Linked DNA regions of Homo sapiens: all the other regions are linked to region 3. A link is a contact called in ENCODE Hi-C or POLR2A ChIA-PET data. All regions are on one chromosome and are shown on one strand. Each heading gives the region's core, a stretch centred on a gene start or an enhancer-like site at or near the end of the contact. The rest is flanking DNA. Distances are from core to core; before and after follow the strand shown. Region 1 overlaps LOC101927421 (a long non-coding RNA gene). Region 2 overlaps ZNF608 (zinc finger protein 608). Region 3 has its middle 160 kb from the start of ZNF608.

Region 1 (4,342 bases), core at 568-3,067, 190 kb after region 3:
AAGGGTTAAACTAATTTACACTCCACCAACAGTATAAAGCATTCCTTTTTCTCCTTATCCTCACCAGAATCTGTTGTTTTCTGACTTTTTAATAATTGCCGTTCTGACTGGAGTGAGATCGTATCTCATTGTGGTTTTTTATTTGCATTTCTCTAATGATCAGTGATGTTGAGCTTTTTTTCATATGTTTTTTGGCCACATGAATGTCTTCTTTTGAGACGTGTGTGTTCATATCCTTTGCCCACTTTTTAATGGGGTTGTTTGTTTTTGTGTGTGTGTAAATTTAAGTTTCTTGTAGACTCTGGATATTAAACCCTTGTCAGATGGATAGATTGCAAAAATTTTCTCCCATTCTGTAGGATGTCTGTTCACTCTGATGATAGTTTATTTTGCTGTGCAGAAGCTCTTTAGTTTAATAACAAACACATGGAATCAACTAACCCAATTGCCCATCAAGATAGACTGAATAAAGAAAATGTGGTACATATATACCATGGAATACTATGCTGCCACAAAAAGGAATGAGATCATGTCCTTTGCAGGAACATGGATGGATCTGGAAGCTGTTTTTCCTCAGCAAACTAACCCAGGAACAGAAAACCAAACACCATATGTCCTCACTTATAAAAGGGAGCTGAATGATGACAACACCTGGACACACTGGGGGAAACAATACACACTGGGGCCTGTCAGTGGGGGAGGGGGGAAGGAGAGCACCAGGAAGAATAGCGAATGGATGCTGGGCTTAATTCCTGGGTGATGGGTTGATCTGTGTAGCAAACTACCATGGCACACACTTACCTATGTAGCAAGCCTGCGCATCATGCACATGTACCCTGTAATTTAAAGTAAAAGTTGAGGAAAAAAAATAAAGAGCTCAGCCGCGCGTGGTGGCTCACGCCTGCAATCCCAGCACTTTGGGAGGCCGAGGTGGGCGGATCACGAGGTCAGGAGATTGAGACCATCCTGGCTAACATGGTGAAACCCCGTCTCTACTAAAAAATACAAAAAATTAGCCGGGTGTGGTAGCGGGCGCCTGTAGTCCCAGCTACTTGGGAGGCTGAGGCAGGAGAATGGCGTGAACCCGGGAGGCAGAGCTTGCGGTGAGCAGAGAGGCGCCACCGCACTGCAGCCTGGGAGACAGAGCGAGACTCTGTCTCAAAAAAAAAAAAAAAAAAAAAGATCTCAAGGAAGGCAAACACAAATTGTTCAGGCAATACTTAATAGGGAAACATAGTAATGTTTTCTAAAATCTTCAGACTCTTAAAATTAATTTCTATTTTATTAATAGCCTCGCATCTTTTATGTATATGTGAATGAAAAAAAGAATAAATTGAATGATACTCTCTAGTTTGCAGATCAGGCTTTTGTTCTGTTGTTGTTTAGACCTGTTAATTCATTTATAAAACTCTCATTTTGGAAGTATGGAGTTATTTTTGTATGGAAGTTAATTGTTTTTAAATGGTATGACTTTTTTTTTTTTTTTTTTTTTTTTCTTCCGTGAGCATTTCGATGCCTGGAAGCGGGAAACCTGATTTAGCTATCTGTTGCCGTCTTGGTCTTTATTTTAGCTAGGAAGACTAAAGGGCTGCATGTTAACCTCTCCTTGAACTCAGGGATTAAATCTAGTTGGTTATCTTAAGTTTAATAAGTAGTATCCATGAGCACAATGATTCCTTTAAGTGACTTTATTAATTAAACAGCTTAAAACAATTGCTTGAGACATGGCTATGGCAAGAAGCCTTGGGAGTACTGAGGTACTTCTGAGAAAGGGAGTAGGGCACTCTGTCAAAGACTCTGGAAGGTTCAATTGTGTCTTTTGTTTTATACTTGAAATGCTGGACCCGCTCAATGAATTAGCAGGAAGTGACACATACTGAGTCGTGGACACGCATTCACATGCTAGAAGACATTATTAATGCCTCAGGAATGGTGGAAAATTCTTTCTTCTACTTATTTTTATAAATTATTGTTTCTCCCTCCATTGTACCTAGAGCTAGAGGGAATTGTCATAATAATGTTAGAGGAGGATGATTTTGTATGACGTTTGTGAATCCACATTATACCTATTTGAGAATAAGTGCCCTCAGTGTTCTTGGTACTCAATGCACTGTGGAAGTGAAATAATGCCTGCTTGCTCTTCCAGAGTTTGCAGTTTAGCACAGGAAAGAGGGAGACAACGATTGAAAACCAGAAGTAGCTGAAAAATGAGAAAAAAGATCTGTAAACACTAGGCTGGGAGGTTTACTATAGCAGAAAGCTCATGTACACCTGAGAAAATGTTCACCTAAGCTTGGCAACGATTTTGAAGAAGCACAAGTTATGGTACATTTTAAAGGAAGAGTAGTACCAATCTTAATGTCTTAACTAGGCTAAGATCTATGACCCTTAATTAACAAAAACTATCTACAACTGAATTACAAAATATTTCTGAAAGTCAATAAATGAATCTATATTAGTCAAAAAATACGTTAACCGGTGGATAACATGATTACAGTAGTGTCGAAGGAAAGGAAACAACGTTTATCAGTTGGCTTACTTATTTTTCAGTTTCATCTATTTCCTAAAATTATATTTGTGACTTAGAACAAAGTAAGCATCCTAAGAATGTAGTACATGGGCTTTGCATAAATACAGCCACATGTGCTATAAAATAGATGTGAAACATCAAACTCACTCTCCCTCCAATCATGTGGCTTAAATAGCCAAAGGTGTACTATACACTTGTGTAATATTTTCTCTCTTTAATTCTTCCTTTTATCATTAAAAAGGCATGAATTATCGTGCTGTATAAATAGAAAAATATGATAATGTGTGTGCATCTTGAAGAAGAAGGCTCTCATTCCATTTAAAAAATAAATTCCAGATTAGGAGGAGCCAGATTGTAACATTTTGGATCTACGACCGCTATTTGCTTTGCCACCTGAATGACACAAAGAACACTGTTTGTGCAGTGTTGTGTGTGCCTCTTTATAGAACTTGCATGTTTTCCAATTTGTATACATGCATACTTTGTTTTATTGTACTTTATTGCACTTCTCAGATTTTACAAAGATTTGAAGGTTTGTAGCAACCCTGCATAGATCAAATCTGTTGGCCTAATTTTTCCAACAGCATTTTCTCATTTTATGTCACATATTGATAATTATTGCAATATTTCAAGTTTTTCATCATTATTTTATCTGTTATGGTGATTCATAATCAATAATCTTTGATATTACTATTGTAATTGTCATGGGGCCCACAAACCACACCCATATAAGATGGCAAACTTAATAAATGTGTGTCTTCTGACTGCTCCACTCACCAACTGATCCTCATCTCCCTCCTACTTAGGGCCTCCTTATTCCCTGAGACACAATAATATTAAAACTAGGCCAATTAATAACCTGAAAATGACCTCTAAGTGTCCAAGTGAAAGGAAGAGTTGCATGCCTCCCACTTTAAATCAGAAGTTAAAAATAATAAAGCTTAGTGACCAAGGCATGTCAAAAGCTGAGATAGGCCAAAAGCTGGGCCTCTTAAACCAGTTAGCCAAGCTGTGAATGCAAAGGAATAGTTTCTTAAGGAAATTCAAAATGCTACTCCAGTGAACTCATGAATGATAAGAAAGTGAAACAGCCTTATTGCTGATATGAAGTTTTGAGTGGTCTGAATAGAAGACCAAACCAGCCACAACATTCCCTTAAGCCAAAGCCTAATCCAGAGGAAGTCCCTAACTCTCTTTAATTCTATGAAGGCTGAGAGAGATGAGGAACATTCAGATTTGAAAAGATCTGAAGCTAGGAGAGGTTGGTTCATGAAATTTGAATAAAGAAGCTGTCTCCATAACATATGAAAGTAACCATGCAAGGTGAAGCAATAAGTTATCCAGAAGATCTAGCTAAAATCATTGATGAAGGTGGCTACACTAGTCAGATTTTCAGTGTAGATGAAACAGCCTACTATTGGAAGAAGATGCCATCTAGGACTTTCACAGCTAGAGAAAAGGCAATGCCTGGCTTCAAATCCTCAAAGGACAAGTGACTCTCTTGTTAGGGTTTATGCAGCTGCTGACTTTAAGTTGAAGCCAATGCTCATTTACCATTCTGAAAATCCTAAGGCCCTTAAGAATTTGCTAAATCTACTCTGCCTGTGCTCTATAAATGAAGCCAGAGAGCCTGGATGACATCATATCTGTTTATACATGGTTTACTGAATATTTTAAGCTCACTGTTGAGACCTACTGCTTAGACGAAAATATTTCTTTCAAAATATTGCTGCTCATTGACAACGTATCTCATTTCCCAAGAGTCCTGATGGAGTTGTATAAGGAAATTAACAATTAATGTTGTTTTCCTGC
Region 2 (4,596 bases), core at 190-2,689, 230 kb before region 3:
AAGAGATGTCATCAAAGGCCTTTGGTGAATGCTACTGGAGAGAAGTAACCAGAGAAGCCTAGAGCCATCTGAGGGGCGAGTGCAAACAATAAACGCTCTGTGAACCCAAGAAGGAGAGGTGAATGCAGCATATGGAAATGAAGTAGGCACTTCTTGGAGGTTTTCTTTTCCTTCTGTTTATCTTTCTGATCTTAAAATTCCATTTGACTCTTCAAGCTGTAGTTTTAACAAATATTAATGAAATGCATTTTGCAGAAGCAATGACTTATCTAGACCGCTATTAAGAGCAGACAAACAAAGCTCCTGTTCCTTTACACTATTGTGTAAATATGGAACTTTCTTTGAAGTGTGTAACAAAGTCATTTTATAATCTATAATACCTAAAATATTTTGTGACGTACCGTGTTAGCAAAACAAATCTTTAAAAAAAAATAGCCGCACACTATTTAAAGTAGATTGGTTTGTTTAACAACTGGCTTAGATACCAGGAGAAAGTGTGTGAAATAGTAAAGAACTGGCCACAACCCAAAAGTCCATGGGCACAAGAATGGATAAATAATAATGGTATATTCAAACAACATGATGCAGCATTAACAGTGAACTCATGCTTCATGTTGAGTGAAAAAAGCAAGTTGGAAAAATATACCATATGTGATTCCATTTATGCAAAGTGCAAAGCCATGCAAAACTAAGCAATGCATTATTTAGGAATTTAGAGGTATATGATAAAACATGGGAATAAAAACCACAAAATTCAGGATAGCGGCTATGTAGGGAGGGCAACAACCACAATAGGGTTAAGGAAGGATCACTGAGGGGTTAAAAAAGTCCTGAAAGTGAAATTTTCTATTACTTAATCTAGTGATAGGAAATATACGTTTGCTTTCATGTTGTTTCTTATATCTTATGCATATGTTTTAAAATATTATTTTGCATATATATTTAATGTTTAATAAGACAAGATTTTAACTGATTTAGGAAGAACTCAGATCTTCACCCAGATACATTCATGCTTGTTTCACATTTGTCTATAAATTCCTTTTCTTAAGCTTAAATTTAACATCCTTTCTTGCATTTATTCAATATTTTGGTGAACACAGCCTGAAGGAAAAGAAAAATAATCCCCCCCTTTGAAAGGGAAAACATCTTAAAACACAAAGTAAATTGTGAATGAAAACAGTTTTTCCCTGAGGAGCCATGGGAAACTGGAGCGAGAACTCTCCTCTTCTCCTCTTCAACTGAACACACAGTCTATGGTGTCCTGATCTGTTTGACATAGGACACAGCACAGGGTCTGTAAGGAACACTGCAGCAACATTCGCGTACAAGGGTATACTTTACAGGAAACCAAGGATTAATTTTCCCAAGGCTCACAGGCAAGTACTTCCAAAAAAGGGAAAAATACAACTATTACATATCCGTGCAAATCAAAATTCATAGAACAGTGGCAGGCAGCCAACCCAACTATTTCAGGTCTGCTCTCCCATCTGCTTGGCCTGTTAACTGTCGGAAAATACAAGCAAATCGCTTCTTCTGCAACTAATTCTCAATAGGGCTCCTAAAAACCAGACTCCATGATGCAACTTTAATAAGACAGAACAGCTTATTATGATCAATAGAGCAAAGCCTTCCAGCAGTTGCAAAGCCAAAAGCTAGCTCAAATGCCTCTTTGGTGGACACAGAGCACGAACACCACCCTTGCCCAGCACTGCAGAAGGCCCCGAGCCAGAAACACTCAGACACCAGGAAGCAGCTCTCAGTCCTTATTCCTCTCTGCAGATGAACCCAAAGGCGTTCTCATCCTGCTAGATTTTATTAGCCCCAATATATGGTAATTAATTTACTGCAGGCTCTTAATTCATAAATGGATCAAATAAAGCCTTACATGGCTTTTGGCAGCCAACCCTTACTAAATTATGGTGACTAGAAGTTTGTTCAAATGCTGCCCGTAAGTCAGCCCCTTCAGCTTGTAAAGTTCAATTAGAGAGTTCTTAGCTTATTGTGTGCCTTAAAGCTTCAAAGAAGGCATTATTCATGCCTTTTCCACCACCAAAAAAGGAAAGCTGGCAATGAAGCAATTCCTAGAATGTTGATCCAGGCATTACCAAGAAATCTTAAAACTTCAACTCTCAGTACCCAAAGGCCTCCACTTTGGGACAAAAATCCCATCAAATTGTAATAGACTAAAATTAATCTAATTAACTATGGAAATCCACATAATAATGAAATGGCTGACCAAGAATGCACAAATAGAACCACCTGGCAGAGTTTCTTTTTCTACATTCCCCTTCTAAGTGCCACTGATAGGTTCCTGTAAATGTAGTCTAAACAGACGGGGGACTTAACCGGAGGCCAGAAAAGGACAACTTGGAACTGCCATTCCCACCACAATGGGCTGCCATTCCGTTCCCATGCTCACATCTAGACTGGCAGGCAAAGCCAGGGGTGTCACTTGCCAAAGGTTTGAGTCTGGCTAGCATTTTCTGAGGGTGCGTGTTAGTTGATGTGTGTTTCCTTTGTATGCTGTCTACTTCTGCCAGGGCTGATGACAGCTCTGCCCAGGGCCCATGAGCCAAAAGCTTTCCCTCTGATTCTTCCTTTCCCAACAGGTAAGTGACTGGACTCTAGTGCTCCTTCCTGTGGGCTGTTCTGTGGTTGCCCTCAGATATGAAAAAAGATTGGTGTATTTTCCCAAGAGTACACCATTAAGTCAGAAAAGTCCTGGGCAACAAATCTCCAGGTCTGTCTGCAAAAAGAAGAATTTGGTCCTGCCAGTTCAGTAAACACCCCGGCCTTTCTTATTGCCGTGCAGCAGACTTACATGAAGGAGCAAGAAAACAATTCCACTGTGAGCTACTGCCGGGGAAGCCAAGGCTCTAAATCTCCTTGAAGTTGAAAACAAATTAGCAGCTTTGCCTGCATCAAGCTGGCCATCTGAAAGGAGGCTTCTTTTCACTCCAGCATTACAAACTGTGCTCCTCGAAGATAACACTTTTAAGGATATAAAAACGTTTCCTTCAGTTTACTGCCTGTCACCTATTTACTCAACTGGCAGAACAGCACGGACTCCATGCAACAAGCTCCCTCTGGGTGCCTGTGTAGGACTTGAGCAACATGGGAGGGAGCGGGGACAGAAGTGGGAAGATTGTTTTCAGTCAGGTTGAAGTCAAGTCATGAGTTCACTTGACTTCTCCTTCCTTCCCTTCCCTTCCTTCCTTCCTTCCCTCCCTCCTTCCTTCTTTCCTTTCTTCCTTCCTTCTTTTCCTCCCTCCCTCCCTCCTTCCTTCCTTCCTTCCTTCCTTCTGTCCTTCCTTCCTTCAGACAACACATATTTATTGGTAACAGCCAATGTGCTGGGCACCGGGGCTACATACATGGACAAGAGAGAGAAAAATCCCTGCCTCAGAGTAAGATATCAATGTGATATTTAAAATCACCTTTTACAGTCTCCACTCAAGGAAGGCAAGCAAGTACCTGTTATTATTCTGAAGTAGGTAGACTAAAGGAAAAAGCACCTTTCTAGGCTGAGAAGAAAAACTTGAAAATACAGGTGACTGAATGTGCTTTGGTTAAGATAGCAGAGTGCTTTGGAGCTCTGGGGAATACACCCTGCCCCGTGGCTTGGTGTTACCACAGAACATAGCAGTGTACCTTGGTTTTAAGGAGGTGTCTTCCATGCATCTGTCCCTTGTAGAAGGAAAGTGCTTATGAGATCTGTCTTTTCCTAGGACTTTGATTCTTAGAAGTGCAGATATTAAAGGGCTGGTCAACATTGAAAGAATTTGTGAAAAACCAGCTTGGCGAACAGCTCATGTTGATAAGTAAAGATAAAAACAGAGCTCAAGCCCAACATAATGATCTGGCAAGGACCTATAAGGGAGGGAGGTAGGGCTGGGTTAGGGGGACTCTGGCCATTCATATGCTGCTGTTTTAAGTCCCAAGCTTATAGTCTTCTGAAAACCAAGCATCGCTGAAGCCACATTTGAAAAAAAAATAGGCCAAGCAAACCACAATAATGATAAATTAAATGACTAGATCTCCGTAGAAGGATAATTATGATGGCACATTCCATATTGACTGAAATTATCTCTATTTCAGGTCATGGAATAAATAACAGCTATGAAGAAATTACAACAAAGAAATGTAAAGCTCTAAAAATTTTCTTATTTGTAAAATGGGGATATTATGGCCACAAAAAAAAAAAAGGAAGATTTAAGTCATAGTTTATAAAGTTTATATAATGAAGAGTGAATCCTTCACTCTCTTTTTTTCCAAAATTGGCACCAAGAAAGTTGGCTGCCAGCTGATCAGTGAAGCCTTTTCGGGGAAAACTGATAAAAGCAAGAGAAAAGGAATATGGGAATTGCAACTCTACAGAAATAATTGATCCAGGTCTGCCTATACCATCAACCAGTTCTACTGAAGCATGTAGAATTTCAAACTAGCTTCTCAGCGCACCACTCATAGAAGCAGACAGCCAACAGTCATAGGCATTTGAGGAAAGTCTCCAACAAAAAATACACATGACAAATCACACACATAAACAAAAAAGAAACTTAGACGAATTAAAAGCAATGCTGACAATAAAAAGAAGAA
Region 3 (4,686 bases), core at 1,717-4,216:
AATCTACAACTTTCTGTTTACCATACTCGCTTAAAAATCCTTGTCAAAGTGCAGGAAACCCCTGATCTGCAAATACCCAGCTTAGAAATGATCCAGCCATCCAGACATCAGCCTCCTTGCTGTCTTTTTACTGTCAACTGATCAACTGTGGGGAAATGATGTGGGCGGGAGGTGGCGGACAAACTTCAAGAGACACAGTTTAGAAGCCAGTGGAGAAAAAAGTGGGAGAGAGGGTTCACCACAGAAGAATAAAGAAAGAGCAGATAATCTCTAAATACATTCACTTTTTGATTCATTTAGTCATCCACGTGGGGTTAGGCTGTAAAGTTGCCACAAGACAGTGAAATTCACAAACCCCTTTTTAGTTCTGGTGCTTGAGGCACTGTGCTAAGTGCTGGGAATACAGATCCAAGATCTGTCTACAAATAATTCTAAGCGAAGACGGGGTGTGAAGAATTGTATGGGAAAAGTACAAGGCAAATTAGAACACCACGTTTGGAAGGTTTATTTCTGGCTGAGGCAACCAGGGAAGGTTTTGTGTCCAGTGATGGGTCCATGATGGATGAGCTGGGCTCTGTCAAACTTCTAGTATTCAGAAGTCAGGCTAATGTATTATGACCCACTTGATTGCAATTTTAGGCCCAGAAGGTTTTTGTGGGGCATTCTAGGATTCTAGTCGCTTTTATAAAATGTGGTAAATACACAAAGCAATGGACATAGTGAATAACAAATTTATACTAGTTTGTCTGTAGCCTTTTGGTATACCAGGTTTATGCTGTCACTAATTTTTACAACTATTCAACAAAATAGATGTTATAATATCATTTTATAGATGAGGAAACTGAAGCTCAGGAAGACTAAGTCACTAACCTTCACTCGTAAGTGGGAAACTAATGGAGTCATCTTCAAGCAAGCAAAGCGCCAAACAAATGATTCTCAGACAAATCATAATGTGCATAGATCACCCCACCATGCTCGTTTTTTATTTTATTTTATTTGAGACGGACTCTCGCTCTGTCACCCAGGCTGGAGTAAAGTGGCACAATCTCAGCTCACTGCAACCTCCCCCTTGCCGCCCTGGTTCAAGCAATTCTCCTGCCTCAGCCTCATGAGTAGCTCGGATTATAGGCATGCAACCACCACGCCTGGCTAATTTTTGTGTTTTTAGTAGAGACGGAGTTTTGCCATGTTGACCAGGCTGGTCTCGAACTCGTGACCTCAAGTGATCCGCCTGCCTTAGCCTCTCAAAGTGCTGGGATTACAGGCGTGAGCCACTGCAGGTGGCCAACCCTACTGGTTATTTATTTAGGTAGGCACAGTGTGTAGAATCTTCCAGCAGAGGAATATTTTGAGAAGGTGAGTTACTGTCTGTGTATTTGACCCCCTTTTTTTCCCTATGTAATGCAAACCTTTACAAAATACATTTTCTTTTCGATAAGATGACATCCTTTTTATTTTTGCTAAGTATGGTTTTATCCTCCTCCTCTCTGTTTAATGGGAGCAGCTGTCCCAACGACAGGATTTAGCTTAAGTTAAAAATAAGAAGGAAAATGGTGTACGTAAATGTGAGGACTGATCCTCCCTGAATGAGAGGTAATAGTTCTTAGGGAAAAGTAAGCTGTTCTTACCCTTTTTGTTTTGCCTTGCCAATTCTGGCCTGTGTCTTCAGAGGCACCTAAGTCTTCAGTGTATTAATTGTTCAGACTTTTGACTCCAAAAGGAGGTTACTTTTTAAAGGCTGACCAATTGCTTTGGCTATGCTGTCTTAAATGTGGGTCTCTAAGAAATCAGTATGAGCAACTTTCTTTGAGCCTTCAAAGTAAAGTCAAATGCTTGCTCCTCAGCAGGAAAGTGACTTTAATTAATTCTGGACGACCTTTCCATTGAAAAGCAAAACACTGCCCCAAGGCTTTTTAGAAAGGTTAGGTTGTACCTTTTCCCTCTTATTGTTATGAGGCAGATATTAGTGTTCCTCACACAAGTCTTTCTCTCCTGTGTTGTTGTGGATGAGTGCACTTCTTAATAAAGGAAAAACAAAACAAGCAAGTAAAAACCCCTGTTTGGAGCCAATTAACTTCTTGATTCTAACAAGAACTGAACTGGAGTATAAAATCTTCCATCACAATAAAATATGACTAAAGACCTCATCAATACTCATTTAACAAATGCTTTGGACTGAACCATCTTTTTCTAATACTTAGGAATTCCATTATTTCTTATTTCAGTGAACATGTTAGAAAAAATTAAGTGAAATGGGATTAGGTTTGCCATTTGTCATTTACTCAGAGTAGAATTCCCGTCTGACATGTGGGCACTCATACCAGGGGCTTAATGCTTTTAGTAATTATAAGGATCATGTAGAGTATGTTGATTGGTGAGGAAAAAAATCTTTATTAACTGCTCAGAAATAGTTAATTCTTCATTAGTCAGAGCACTGCACTAGAGGCTGCTGCCTGTGAACCATGGATTAGAGTTTATGATAGTAATAACCTCCCTGAAAAAACATTTGTTACTATACTTAATGACCAGATTTTAGTGCATTAACCTTCCTTGGGAGGTCAACTAACAAAATGGATGTTAACTGCTTGTAACAACCAATTCCTCTGAAATTAATATTTAGATGCCTTTGGTGTCAAAAAACCTTCCTTCCATATCAGGGCATTAAAAACACTTCTAAATTATTAATAGCAGGCAGAATTCAATGCCTGAAAGATTTCCATTCCAGTGTTCTTTATCCTCAGCCTCTTCCCATTTTCTCTAACAAAGTTCTCTTATGCAGGAACAAGGAAGGCATTCAGGAAAATTAGGTCTCAAAAATGCATGTGGGTCAACAATGCACTGCAGTTTTGAAAAGGTCACTCTTTAAGTTCAACAGAAATAAACATAATAGGAGTGTGAAGGCAGCCCTGAGAGCACACTGAGAACCTGACAGGGACAAACTCCCTGCCAGGCCTCGGGCTGCACTGCCACAGCCCTATCACCACCTGTCAGGAACTCCTTAACGACATTTTTGCATCCCTTCTGCAACTGACCTCCTGGCTTGGCTCTCCAGCCCCTCCCCCTCCCTTTAAATTGGAAACAAACCACACTTATGTCAAAACGGCTTCTGAACTAGTTCCTTCCTGAGCAATCCCAGAATATAAAACATGTTCTGAAAAGCTGCACCATTCCCTGGAGAAACTTTATGATTTGGTTACTGCAGCAGGGCGCGCTGCTCCTTGGCTGTGGTAGCCTTGAGTCAGTGCCAAACAATGAAGCAATGCTATTATTAGCCTTTCCATTCAATGGCGACAAAACAGTCCATGTTTCTATTTTCAGACTGTTCTCTTCTGGTGCAATAGATTTGCCAGAAACCTAAGCCTCAGGGCTAGCACTGGACCAACAGGGCAAAGTAGGCACCTGAAGCCAAAACATGCACAGTGGCACAAATGTGAAAATGCTTTAATGGTAGTATTTTTAGGCAGAGGCAAAATACAGAGCTGGCCAAAGTTCTGTCTGCTGAAACCTGTGCTGGTTTTTACGGAAAGTTACTGCTGGGGTTGGGATAGAATACCTGGGATCTCTACCATGAAGTTGCCCAATTTAATAATTTTCCCAAATTGCAACTGTGTAGTAACATTTGTGACTCAGTCATTTAAACTGGCCTGTTGGCCAGGCTCAGTGGCTCATGTCTGTAATCCCAGCACTTGGGGAGGCCTAGGCGGGCAGATCCCTGAGCTCAGGAGTTCGAGACCAGCCTGAGCAACACGGTGAAACCCGTCTGTATTAAAAAATACAAAAATTAGCCAGGCTTGGCGGCGGGCACCTGTAGTCCCAGGTACTAGGAAGGCTGAGGTGGGAGAATCTCTTGAGCGTGGGAGGCTACAGTGAGGTGTGAACACGCCGCTGCACTCCAGCCTGGGCAACAGAGGGAGACCCTGTCGTGAAAATAAATGAAAATAAATAAATAAAAAAATAAACCAGCTTGTGTGCTGGCACAGAACGATAGACCAATATTGCACAGAGTTGTGACTTGGATGATAAAGGTGACAAAGTAAAATGCCTGTAAGAAAGGGTGATTTCCTTATGACATGATCAGTTAGTTACAAGCCCACCAGGATGTTTCCAGAAGAGTCGGGCAACTTGTAGGCATTCTTTTTGATTGTTACTTACTCTTTTTTTTTTGAGACGGAGTCTCGCTCTGTCGCCCAGGTTGGAGTGCAGTAGCGTGATCTCGGCTCACTGCAAGCTCTGCCTCCCGGGTTCACGCCATTCTCCTGCTTCAGCCTCCTGAGTAGCTGGGACTACAGGCGCCCGCCACCACGCCTGGCTAATTTTTTTTTGTATTTTTAGTAGAGATGGGGTTTCACTGTGTTAGCCAGGATGGTCTCGATATCCTGACCTCACGATCCGCCCATCTCGGCCTCCTAAAGTGCTGGGATTACAGGCGCGAGCCACCGCTCCCGGCCTGATTGTTACTTTCTGATGGATTACTTTTGTAATACTGGAAATTTCGTGTATATAGAGGTCCATAACATTTTTGGCCTGTTTCCACTTGTAAATAAGATTTGCAATCTGACCATTCAAGCCGTGCAAATTCTGTATAATAATGATTTTAATTTAATGCCCAGATTCTTCATTGCTTTGGGAATACTGTTCTTGCTAATTGGAAGGTCATTATACCATTACATATATATTATTCCTCTT

Evidence for each region. A loop is a pair of places that touch in the nucleus more often than their neighbours do. ChIA-PET counts read pairs that join two places held with the same protein, here RNA polymerase II (POLR2A). Pooled maps may share reads with other maps.
Region 1: a loop to region 3 is called in a map of endothelial cell of umbilical vein, with 4 times the contacts of the local background. The contact joins two enhancer-like sites. A Hi-C loop is called at or near these places in 1 of 168 maps with a recorded cell type or tissue (endothelial cell of umbilical vein). POLR2A ChIA-PET finds 5 or more read pairs at or near these places in 1 of 52 experiments (WTC11).
Region 2: a loop to region 3 is called in a map of Caco-2, with 2.8 times the contacts of the local background. The contact joins two enhancer-like sites. A Hi-C loop is called at or near these places in 3 of 168 maps with a recorded cell type or tissue (Caco-2, Calu3 and HepG2) and 3 of 50 pooled maps. POLR2A ChIA-PET finds 5 or more read pairs at or near these places in 1 of 52 experiments (activated CD8-positive, alpha-beta T cell).

Annotation. Positions count from the first base shown.
Region 1 is chr5:125,092,139-125,096,480 of GRCh38, forward strand. The region is part of intron 2 of LOC101927421 (a long non-coding RNA gene); the gene reads left to right. Among named protein-coding and RNA genes, the nearest start is that of ZNF608, 350 kb to the left of the region's middle. Within about 2 kb of position 1,818, at least 4 of the 41 ENCODE cell types and tissues checked have a DNase peak (open chromatin) inside an H3K27ac peak, as active enhancers do.
Region 2 is chr5:124,676,157-124,680,752 of GRCh38, forward strand. All of the region lies in intron 3 of ZNF608 (zinc finger protein 608), which reads right to left. Among named protein-coding and RNA genes, the nearest start is that of ZNF608, 68 kb to the right of the region's middle. Within about 2 kb of position 1,440, at least 12 of the 41 ENCODE cell types and tissues checked have a DNase peak (open chromatin) inside an H3K27ac peak, as active enhancers do.
Region 3 is chr5:124,903,590-124,908,275 of GRCh38, forward strand. No RefSeq gene overlaps it. Among named protein-coding and RNA genes, the nearest start is that of ZNF608, 160 kb to the left of the region's middle. RefSeq lists an enhancer at 2,718-3,502. Within about 2 kb of position 2,967, at least 17 of the 41 ENCODE cell types and tissues checked have a DNase peak (open chromatin) inside an H3K27ac peak, as active enhancers do.